2 separate regions of the Homo sapiens genome follow, and region 2 is linked to region 1. Evidence: read pairs that join two places in POLR2A ChIA-PET (ENCODE). Cell type or tissue: B cell. All regions are shown on one strand. Links, peaks and the distances in the headings refer to the core of each region. The heading gives the core; the rest is flanking DNA.

Region 1 (4,385 bases), core at 291-4,290:
CACTCTCAGCCTCTCTTCCTCTAACACTGGTTTTTTCTTCATCCTTTTTCCATGAGGACTTGCGTGCTGTCCGCCACATGGGGCAGAGCCAGCAGCGGTGTGTTCTCCATCACACTGTCCTCCAGCTCCCTCCAGTTCCACCCTTCCCAGGCCTGACCTGGCAGGGTCTTCCTCTGGATGGAGAAGCTGTTGACAGTCTCATTTCTCAAAATATGCGAGATATGCTCTAAGAAACGGATAGGCCAGGCGCGGTGGCTCACGCCTGTAATCCCAGCACTTTGGGAAGCCAAGGTGGGCAGATCACTTGAGGTCAGGAGTTTGAGACCAGCCTGACCAACACGGTGAAACCCCATCTCTACTAAAAATACAAAAATCAGCCAGGCGTAGTGGCCCACACCTGTAATCCCAGCTACTCAGGAGTCTCTGAGACACGAGAATCGCTTGAACCCGGGAGGCGGAGGTTGCAGTGAGCTGAGGTCATGCCACTGCACTTTAGCCTGGGTGACAGAGCAAGACTCCATCTCAAAATAAATAAATAAATAAATAAATAAATAAATAAATAAATAAATAAATAGATGAGAGGAAGTCAGGAAGAGAGAGAGAAAAGGACAGGACAGGATAGCCCTGAAGCTCAGCTCAGCTGTCTCTCTCTCTGCCTCTGTACAGAGTTTGTTGATAGGGTGTCAGACCCTGGTCATTCCCTAAGAAACTTGGAGGGAGGAGAAACAGCCTCAGTTTCCTGCCCTGGAAATATGAGGACAAAAGGCACTATTCAGTGGGTATCAAGGTGCCTGTGTGGCCACCTCTTTGGAGACCCCAGGAAATGGAGCTCTAAGCAACCAGAAAGAAAAAGGAGCATGATTATTTGTGTAAGTGAATGCTTTTCAGCTCCCAAAGCGAATGGATCTTGGTGCATAACAACGAGCACACAGCTTGGTGGGAGCATGCTCCCCACAGCCCCATGGTGACAGCTGCAGACAGGCTGCCATCCACGGGCAAGGGGCCCCCAGGGTACGCTTCTAACTCACTGCTCACCAAGGAGGCGCTTGGAGCCTGGAGCCCTGCAGCTCGCACACCTGCCTCATCCCTTTCCGCTGCTCCAGGTCCCAGGCTCAGCCAGAGCAAAGGCTGTGGAAGGGGGTGTTCCAAGCACCATCAGTGTTTCCCCACCATCACCCAGACCCAAGTGCAGGGACTGACCTTCCCGGTTTGCCAAGTACTGTCCCAGTTTTAGCACTGAAAGTCCCACATCTCAGGAAACCCTTCAGTCCTGCGTAAGCAAGGACAACTGGTGACCCCAGATCGAAGCTGTGCAATTAGGAAGGGGACTCTTCTCAGCCCCTGGCCAGTGCTTAGCTGCTTTGGAGATGAGACTCGTCTCCTGAATCTGAGAAGTACAGTCATTTGCTGCAGGAATCAACTCGTCCCCTAGATATCGGTTCCCTTATTCAACAACTGTGGCCTGCTATAGGAGTCAATTTCTTGTTACCTTTGGTCAGGGGAATAAGACTTACTTTTGAGTTTTTCATGGTTTTCCCCAGTCTTCCCCGCCCGCCCCACCAAGCTTCCCCTCTCTAAGTGCAACAGAAGCCTCCTCTTAGAGGGAAGGCTTCCCTGGTCTCTATCTCACTGCTCTTTTCCCAGAGGAGTGAGCTTTAGAATCACAAAAGGGCTTGCACCCAGGGCTCTTCCTGGTCCTGCCCCCAGTTCTCTGAAGTCAGCCCCCTCCTCCCATCTCAGCCCCTGAGAGAGGGTGGTCAGAGGTCAGGACTTCTTGCTCCTTCATCTGAAAACTTGTGACCATGCCAGTTGCACCCTCCTGTGCCCTCTTCCCTTGGCTAACTCACAGCAACGGCCTTTGAGGGTCCACACGGGGGTCAGAAGAGGGCTGAACATGGAGGGGGCCCTTTCCAAAGTCCTTGTTTGAGGCCCCAGCATTTCTATGTATGCACCTGCTCTAAGGTGTTTCCAAAAATTAATGGGCAACACCCCCAGGTGCACAGTCAGGCTCCCTTTGGTGTGTCCCGGAGGCCAGCCTCCCTGGAGCTCCATGGCTTCTCACCGGCACCTGTGTGAGGACGACATCCCGCCTTTGTCCCCTGAGCCCACACCTGCTCCCCAGAGTCACTGTTGAGTGCCTGTGAGCAGCTTCTCAGTGCACATCCCATCAGTAACAGGCGCAACAGCCTCAACAGCTCAGTGGGTTCCCAGCGATCCACAATTTCTTCACGATAGCTTCCTTTTCTGTAGAAAGCAGAACCCAGAACACTCCCCTGGGAGATTCTGCTGCTAGTCAGGAAGTAAAATGTGTTCCCATTTCTCGTTCTCATAGTTTGCTCAGCAGGAAATCACCTCCAGTCAGAGCAGTGATAAATCAGAACACAAACAAGCAAAGGCAGCACTTGCCTACTTTGGGTCACAACACAGGAGCTTCCCCTGCCCATGAGTTGAGTGGGCCTTTCTTCTAGCTACTGGCCTTGGCTTCCCCAGTACTCGCAAGTGTCCAAGTTCCCTCTGACTTGCACCACAGCCACCACGTGTTCCTTCCACTGTGAGTTAGGAGAGGCTTCCAGGGAGAGGACTTCATGTGGCTGGGAAGGACACTGTGTTAACCGGGATGTCGGGCCCCCTGAGCTCAGATTCTGTCCTTGTTTGTGGCTGTGTTGCTGTGCCTGGGAAAGTGTCTCACACATGAGTTTGGTAGATGGAGCCTCTTGAGCTTTCACCCTCAAGTAGCACAAGTGGTTCCTGAGGAGGAGGTGTGATCGCCTTCCTGAGCGGTCATGCAAATGCTGGGTCGGAGCAGAATTGCTGGAGTCAGAGGAGAGGCTGCGGGGTGGGGATGGGAGGAACCGGGAAAGGAGGCCTGTTGACTGGGGAGGTGGGAAGGGGCTGTGGAGAGCAGGCTCATCTGATGAGGATGAGGGGTTGATACTGAGGTGCCATGTAAGTTCTCACTTCATTTCTCCCACAAATCCTCCAGTGCCATGCCCCTTGCTCACAGATGCTCTGATGTGAACAGGTTTTATAGTGGAAAAGGTCCCAGGCCAGAACTGAGGCTGTCTTTGAGGACAACGTATGATGAACACAGTACTGTTTCCTCTTCCTTTTTTTCACTTGAGGTGAAATTCACTTAACATAAAATTAACCATTTCAAAATGAACAGTTTGCTAGGCTGGGCACAGTGGCTTATGCCCATAATCCCAGCACTTTGGGAGGCCAAAGTGAGAGGACTGCTTGAAGCGAAGAGTTCAAGACCAGCCTGGGCAATATAGTGAGACTCCCCATCTCTACAGAATAAAACAAAACTAAAAAATTAGCCAGGCCTGGAGGCATTGCTACTCCCAGCAATGTCCAGCTACTCCTAGCTACTCCCAGCTACTCCCAAGTAGTCTCAGCTACTTGGGAGGCTGAGGGGAAGGACTGCTTGAGCCCAAGAGGTTGAGGCAGCAGTGAGCCATGACCGCACCACTGCACTCCAGCCTGGGTGACAGAGCGAGACTCTGTCTCTAAAACAAAACAAGACAAAACAATTTGGTGCCATTCAGTAAATTTGCAATGTTACATGTCTCTATCTAGTTCAGAAACATTTGTATCACCCCAAAGAAAGACCCAGAGCCATTAAGCAGCCATGCTCCCATGTCTTCTCCCCTGGACATGTGTCTTCCCTGCTCTGTCCCTGGCTCTAGGCCCAGTGACCTGGGGAAGAACGCAGGGGACACGCTGCCTCAGGAGGACCTGCCGCTGACGAAGCCCGAGATGTTTGAGAACCCCCTGTATGGGTCCCTGAGTTCCTTCCCTAAGCCTGCTCCCAGGAAGGACCAGGAATCCCCCAAAATGCCGCGGAAGGAACCCCCGCCCTGCCCGGAACCCGGCATCTTGTCGCCCAGCATCGTGCTCACCAAAGCCCAGGAGGCTGATCGCGGCGAGGGGCCCGGCAAGCAGGTGCCCGCGCCCCGGCTGCGCTCCTTCACGTGCTCATCCTCTGCCGAGGGCAGGGCGGCCGGCGGGGACAAGAGCCAAGGGAAGCCCAAGACCCCGGTCAGCTCCCAGGCCCCGGTGCCGGCCAAGAGGCCCATCAAGCCTTCCAGATCGGAAATCAACCAGCAGACCCCGCCCACCCCGACGCCGCGGCCGCCGCTGCCAGTCAAGAGCCCGGCGGTGCTGCACCTCCAGCACTCCAAGGGCCGCGACTACCGCGACAACACCGAGCTCCCGCATCACGGCAAGCACCGGCCGGAGGAGGGGCCACCAGGGCCTCTAGGCAGGACTGCCATGCAGGTGCGCTGCGCCACACGTGGGTTCGTGTGCATTTGTGTGTGTGTGCATGCGTGAGTGCGTATGTGTGTACCTATGCATATGTGTGTGCATGTGTGTGTGCACGC
Region 2 (4,385 bases), core at 234-4,233, 73 kb before region 1:
ATCAGCCCCTCCATCCTGGTTATGGGGTTCTGCCTCAGTGGGACCAGCAGGGGCGTGAAGCCGAGCTTCCAGGCAGCTTTCCAGGAGGGGTTAGGGTCGGGGCATGGGCTGAGGGTTCATGGGCAGAGAGCCCTGCTTTTTCTATCTTTGCTTATCATGTCAGTGGAACCTTCCTAAAACTTCTGTTCGGAGATGGGAATGAGTGAAGGGGGCATGTGCAGAGACCAAGGAAAGCGGCGACACAGAGCCGCCCTCCATTCTCAGGGTCAAGGAAAACTGGGAATCCACATTGTGTTTTAAAATCAGTCTATTTCGCTTGTCAAGCTGCTTTGCACATAGAGGACTGCCTTTTGATTATTTTTCTTTAAATGACAACTTGCACAGTCTTTCCTGCAAGTTAATCAGATCTCATCAGTTAGGTCTTAGTAGGTTAATTATCACATTTCTAAGTAAAATTAGCCTTCTCAAATAAACATAGTTTACATCTTTATGTCAACACTTTTCTACAACAAACTTTTATTTTTGAGACGGAGTTTTGCTCTTGTTGCCCAGGCTGGAGTGCAAAGGCACGATCTCAGCTCACTGCAACCTCCCCCTCCCGGGTTCAAGTGATTCTCCTGCTTCAGCCTCCCAAGTAGCTGGGATTACAGCCATGCGCCACCACAACCAGCTAATTTTGTATTTTTAGTAGAGACGGGGTTTCTCCATGTTGGTTAGGCTAGTCTCGAACTCCCAACCTGAGGTGATCTGCCCGCCTCGACCTCCCAAAGTGCTGGGATTATAGGCATGAGCCACTGTGCCCAGCCTACCACAAACATTTTAACAAATAGAACTGCCTGTAATACAGACTCACGGTATCAAAGTCACAAGGCAATAGTAATTAGACCTGTTAAGATACATATTTTAATACAGGGGTCCCCAACCTGTGGACTATTAGGAACTGGGTGGCAGCAGGAGGTGAGCGGAGGGCAAGCGAGCATTACCACCTGAGCTCTGCCTCCTGTCAGATCAGCGGTGGCATTAGATTCTCATGAGTGTGAACCCGGTTGTGAACTGTGCACTTGAGGGATCTAGGCTGCACGCCTCTTAGGAGAATCTAACTAACGCCTGATGATCTGAGATGGAGCAGTTTCCTCCCACAACCATCCCCCCACCACCCATCCGTGGAATAATTGTCTTCCACAAAACCGGTCCCTTGTGCCAAAAAGGTTGGGGACCACTGTTTTTAATACTATAGAAGAGATGTTTGTCCCTTTTAGTAAACAGACTCAGGCAGAAACTGGATTTTTATGATGTCAAGACCCAGAATAAATATAGAAGAACTTAAATGTAAATGTTCTCTTCTCAATCTAACAAGTCAAATGGGTAAGCCAGTCCTGTTCAGTATTTTTTTTGAGATGGAGTCTCGCTCTGTCACCCAAGCTGGAACACAGTGGCGCGATCTCGGCTCACTGCAACCTCTACCTCCTGGGTTCAAGCAATCCTCCCGCCTCAGCCTCCTGAGTAGCTGGGACTACAAACGCACGCCACCACGCCCAGCTAATTTTTGTATTTTTAGTAGAGACAGGGTTTCACCATGTTGGCCAGGCTGGCCTTGAACTCCTGACCTCAGGTGATCTGCCCACCTCTGCCTCCCAAAGTGCTGGGATTATAGGCGTGACCCACCATGCCTGGCAATTCCTGTCCAATCTTAAGAGCAACGGCTTTTCATTCTTTCACAGATTCCACAGGAAAAGCCTTGTGGCCTTTAGTTTCAATTTGATTACATATCAAGCCTGGAATAAAAATCTTTAAGGCGGCTGGGCAGGGTGGTTCACACCTGTTATCCCAGCACTTTGGGAGCCTGAGGCAGTGGATCACCTGAGGTCAGCCTGGCCAACATGGTAAAACTCCACCTCTACTAAAAATACAAACATTAGCTAGGTCTGGTGGCATGTGCCTGTGGTGTCAGCTACCCAGGAGGCTGAGGCAGGAGAATCACTTGAACTTGGGGGTTGGAGGTTGCAGTGAGCCGAGATCTTGCCATTGCACTCCAGCCCAGGTGACAGGGTGAGACCCTGTCTCAAAAAAATAAATAAATAAATAAATAAATGAAGGCTTGTAATAATTTTTTCCACACAGCTAATTAACATGGTTAAGCCTCAGTTCTCTGATTTGTAAAACAGGAATAATTAGTAATAATATCTGAGTCATAAAATTGATTTGTGGGTTAATGGAGAAAATGAGCATGAAGTGCTTAGCATAGTGTCTGGTATGCTGTGCTCAGGAAATACTTGCTGTAATTACAATTTCCATCATTATGGGAACAAACACTCAAGCGTTACCCAGAACAAAAGGTGCTGGAAGATAGAATGCAGACAGCTGATCCGACTTTAGGGGGCGCCCCTCGTGGGACTGGCCTGGGCTCTCTGCCTGTGCCTCTGCCACCAGGGTTGATCTGCACAGTGAACAAATCCTGCCTTCAGCCCCATTCACTCTGTACACTGAAGGGGTTGGAGCAGATTCCACACGGCAAAGTCGGCCACTTGCACTACCTCATTCCATATCCCCAGCCCCATCGCTAATCACTCAGACTCCCCCCACAGAGCCTGAGATGAATCCAGACTCTCTGAACACAGTGCCCTGGGTAGCCTTTGGCCGTGAAATTGCAAAGTGCATGGGAGCTAAAGCCATTTGTTATCTCTAGATCCCATCATCCTTCCAGCCCTCAGATCCTATCTTTATAAGTAGATAAGGTAGGAAAACAATTCCACTTACACTTTCCAAAGCTTTTGGCCTCCTTTTGTGTGTGTGTGTGTGTGTGTGTGTGTGTGTGTGAGAGACAGTGTCTCACTCTGTCACTCAGGCTGGAGTGCAATGGCACGATCTGTTTTCACTGCAACCTCTGCCTTCCGGGTTCAAATGATTCTCCTGTCTCAGCCTCCCAAGTAGCTGAGATTGCAGGCACCCACCACCACACCCGGCTAATTTTTGTATTTTTAGTAGAGGCGGGGTTTCCCCCCAGGCTGTTCTTGAACTCCTAACCTCAGGTGATCCGCCCACCTGGGCCTCCCAAAGTGCTGGGATTACAGTTGTGAGCCACCATGCCCAGCCTTGGTCTCCTTTTTAAAGTATAACCATTTCCCAGACCCCCAGCCAAAACCACTTCCTCCCAGCAGCACCCAAAGGAGCTCATTGAGAGGCACCTTTTCCTGCTGGGCCACTTCTTCTTGCTCTGACCTGCTAATCTACCCCATCAGTGAGACCACGGGAACCTTCGTCCAGGTTTGCAAACATTCTTCTGAAGGACGGTGTCCCCTTGGAGGCTCTGAGGATGAGGATTTGTTATTGTGGTTGCTGTTCCCATTGGTGATGGTGGCTAAAAGAAACAGGCAAGCATAGTTTGTTTCTTTTTTCTTTTCTTTAGGCTTCCAGAAGAGCATCTTAAGGCCATCCAAGATTATTTAAGCACTCAGCTCGCCCAGGACTCTGAATTTGTGAAGACAGGGTCCAGCAGTCTTCCTCACCTGAAGAAACTGACCACACTGCTCTGCAAGGAGCTCTATGGGTAATGGCTGGCCCACGGGGGCGGGCAGGTGGGGGCGGCCACCAGGTGAGAGAAACAGCTCATGAGAGCGACCTCTGCCTCTGCCTGGCTGAACAAATGCCTCTGCCGCACTCACAATAATTGAGTGGTGAGCACAGCTTGGAAATCTCTGTGGTTGTTTGGAGGTCTTGTTATCATGGAATTTGAACAGTAGCTTGTGTGTGCTGCAGCTTTTTACAACTAAAGTTAATTGGAGGCCAGTTGCTCTGGGAAGCGGATGGGGTGGGAGGACATGGCCAGCCCTTTCTCACTTGCACAGGATCCAGCTCTTAAGATTTTTGCTGCTGCTCTTGCTGTTTGCTGCAGCCATTACACCTGACAAGCACAGAAAGGCATCAAAAGGAAATAAATTAAAGTTAGTCTATTTTCTGCGTGGGTGGTTATGGCCCAAGATTTCCAGTGATGTCAATTTTTCAAAGGGAGATGATTCACCAAAACTTTAATTTTCTGATGTCCGATCCATTGAATGACCAACTGGTAAAGGTTCTGATTTCTTTTAGATTCTTTTGGTTTTACATTTTAAAATTTAATTGATGAAAGTTAATTTCAAGTTAATTACATTTTAATTGTTAAAAGTGCAAAAGTAAGGCTAATATGCCATCCAAAGAATTGGCAAAGAATATTTTAAATGCCAAAAGCTTGGAAGAGAAAAAAAACAAAAAAAATTCCAGAGCATCTGAACAAAGCCACAGGGAGCCAAAACAATCCCATCACAAATGAAAGGTCAGGCCGGGTGTGGTGGCTCACGCCTGTAATACCAACACTTTGGGAGGCCGAGGCAGGTGGATCACCTGAGGTC

What was found. Peaks named below come from ENCODE experiments on the same cell type or tissue, not always from the same donor. Only the 100,000 strongest peaks of a DNase experiment are listed, where the experiment ranks them.
Region 2: POLR2A ChIA-PET joins it to region 1 with 8 read pairs; 2 of 35 experiments call an interaction of 5 or more read pairs at or near these places.

The regions. Positions count from the first base shown.
Region 1 is chr2:233,200,437-233,204,821 of GRCh38, forward strand. INPP5D (inositol polyphosphate-5-phosphatase D) reads left to right here. Exons shown (of 27, transcript NM_001017915.3): 26 at 3,690-4,281. Among named protein-coding and RNA genes, the nearest start is that of ATG16L1, 49 kb to the right of the region's middle. In B cell, for the core only: no CTCF peak of the experiment used is centred there; a DNase peak (open chromatin) is centred at 2,335; H3K27ac peaks cover 2,511 bases.
Region 2 is chr2:233,127,102-233,131,486 of GRCh38, forward strand. It overlaps INPP5D (inositol polyphosphate-5-phosphatase D), which reads left to right. Exons shown (of 27, transcript NM_001017915.3): 5 at 3,407-3,547. Among named protein-coding and RNA genes, the nearest start is that of INPP5D, 69 kb to the left of the region's middle. RefSeq lists an enhancer at 1,866-2,365. In B cell, for the core only: no CTCF peak of the experiment used is centred there; no DNase peak of the experiment used is centred there; H3K27ac peaks cover 1,805 bases.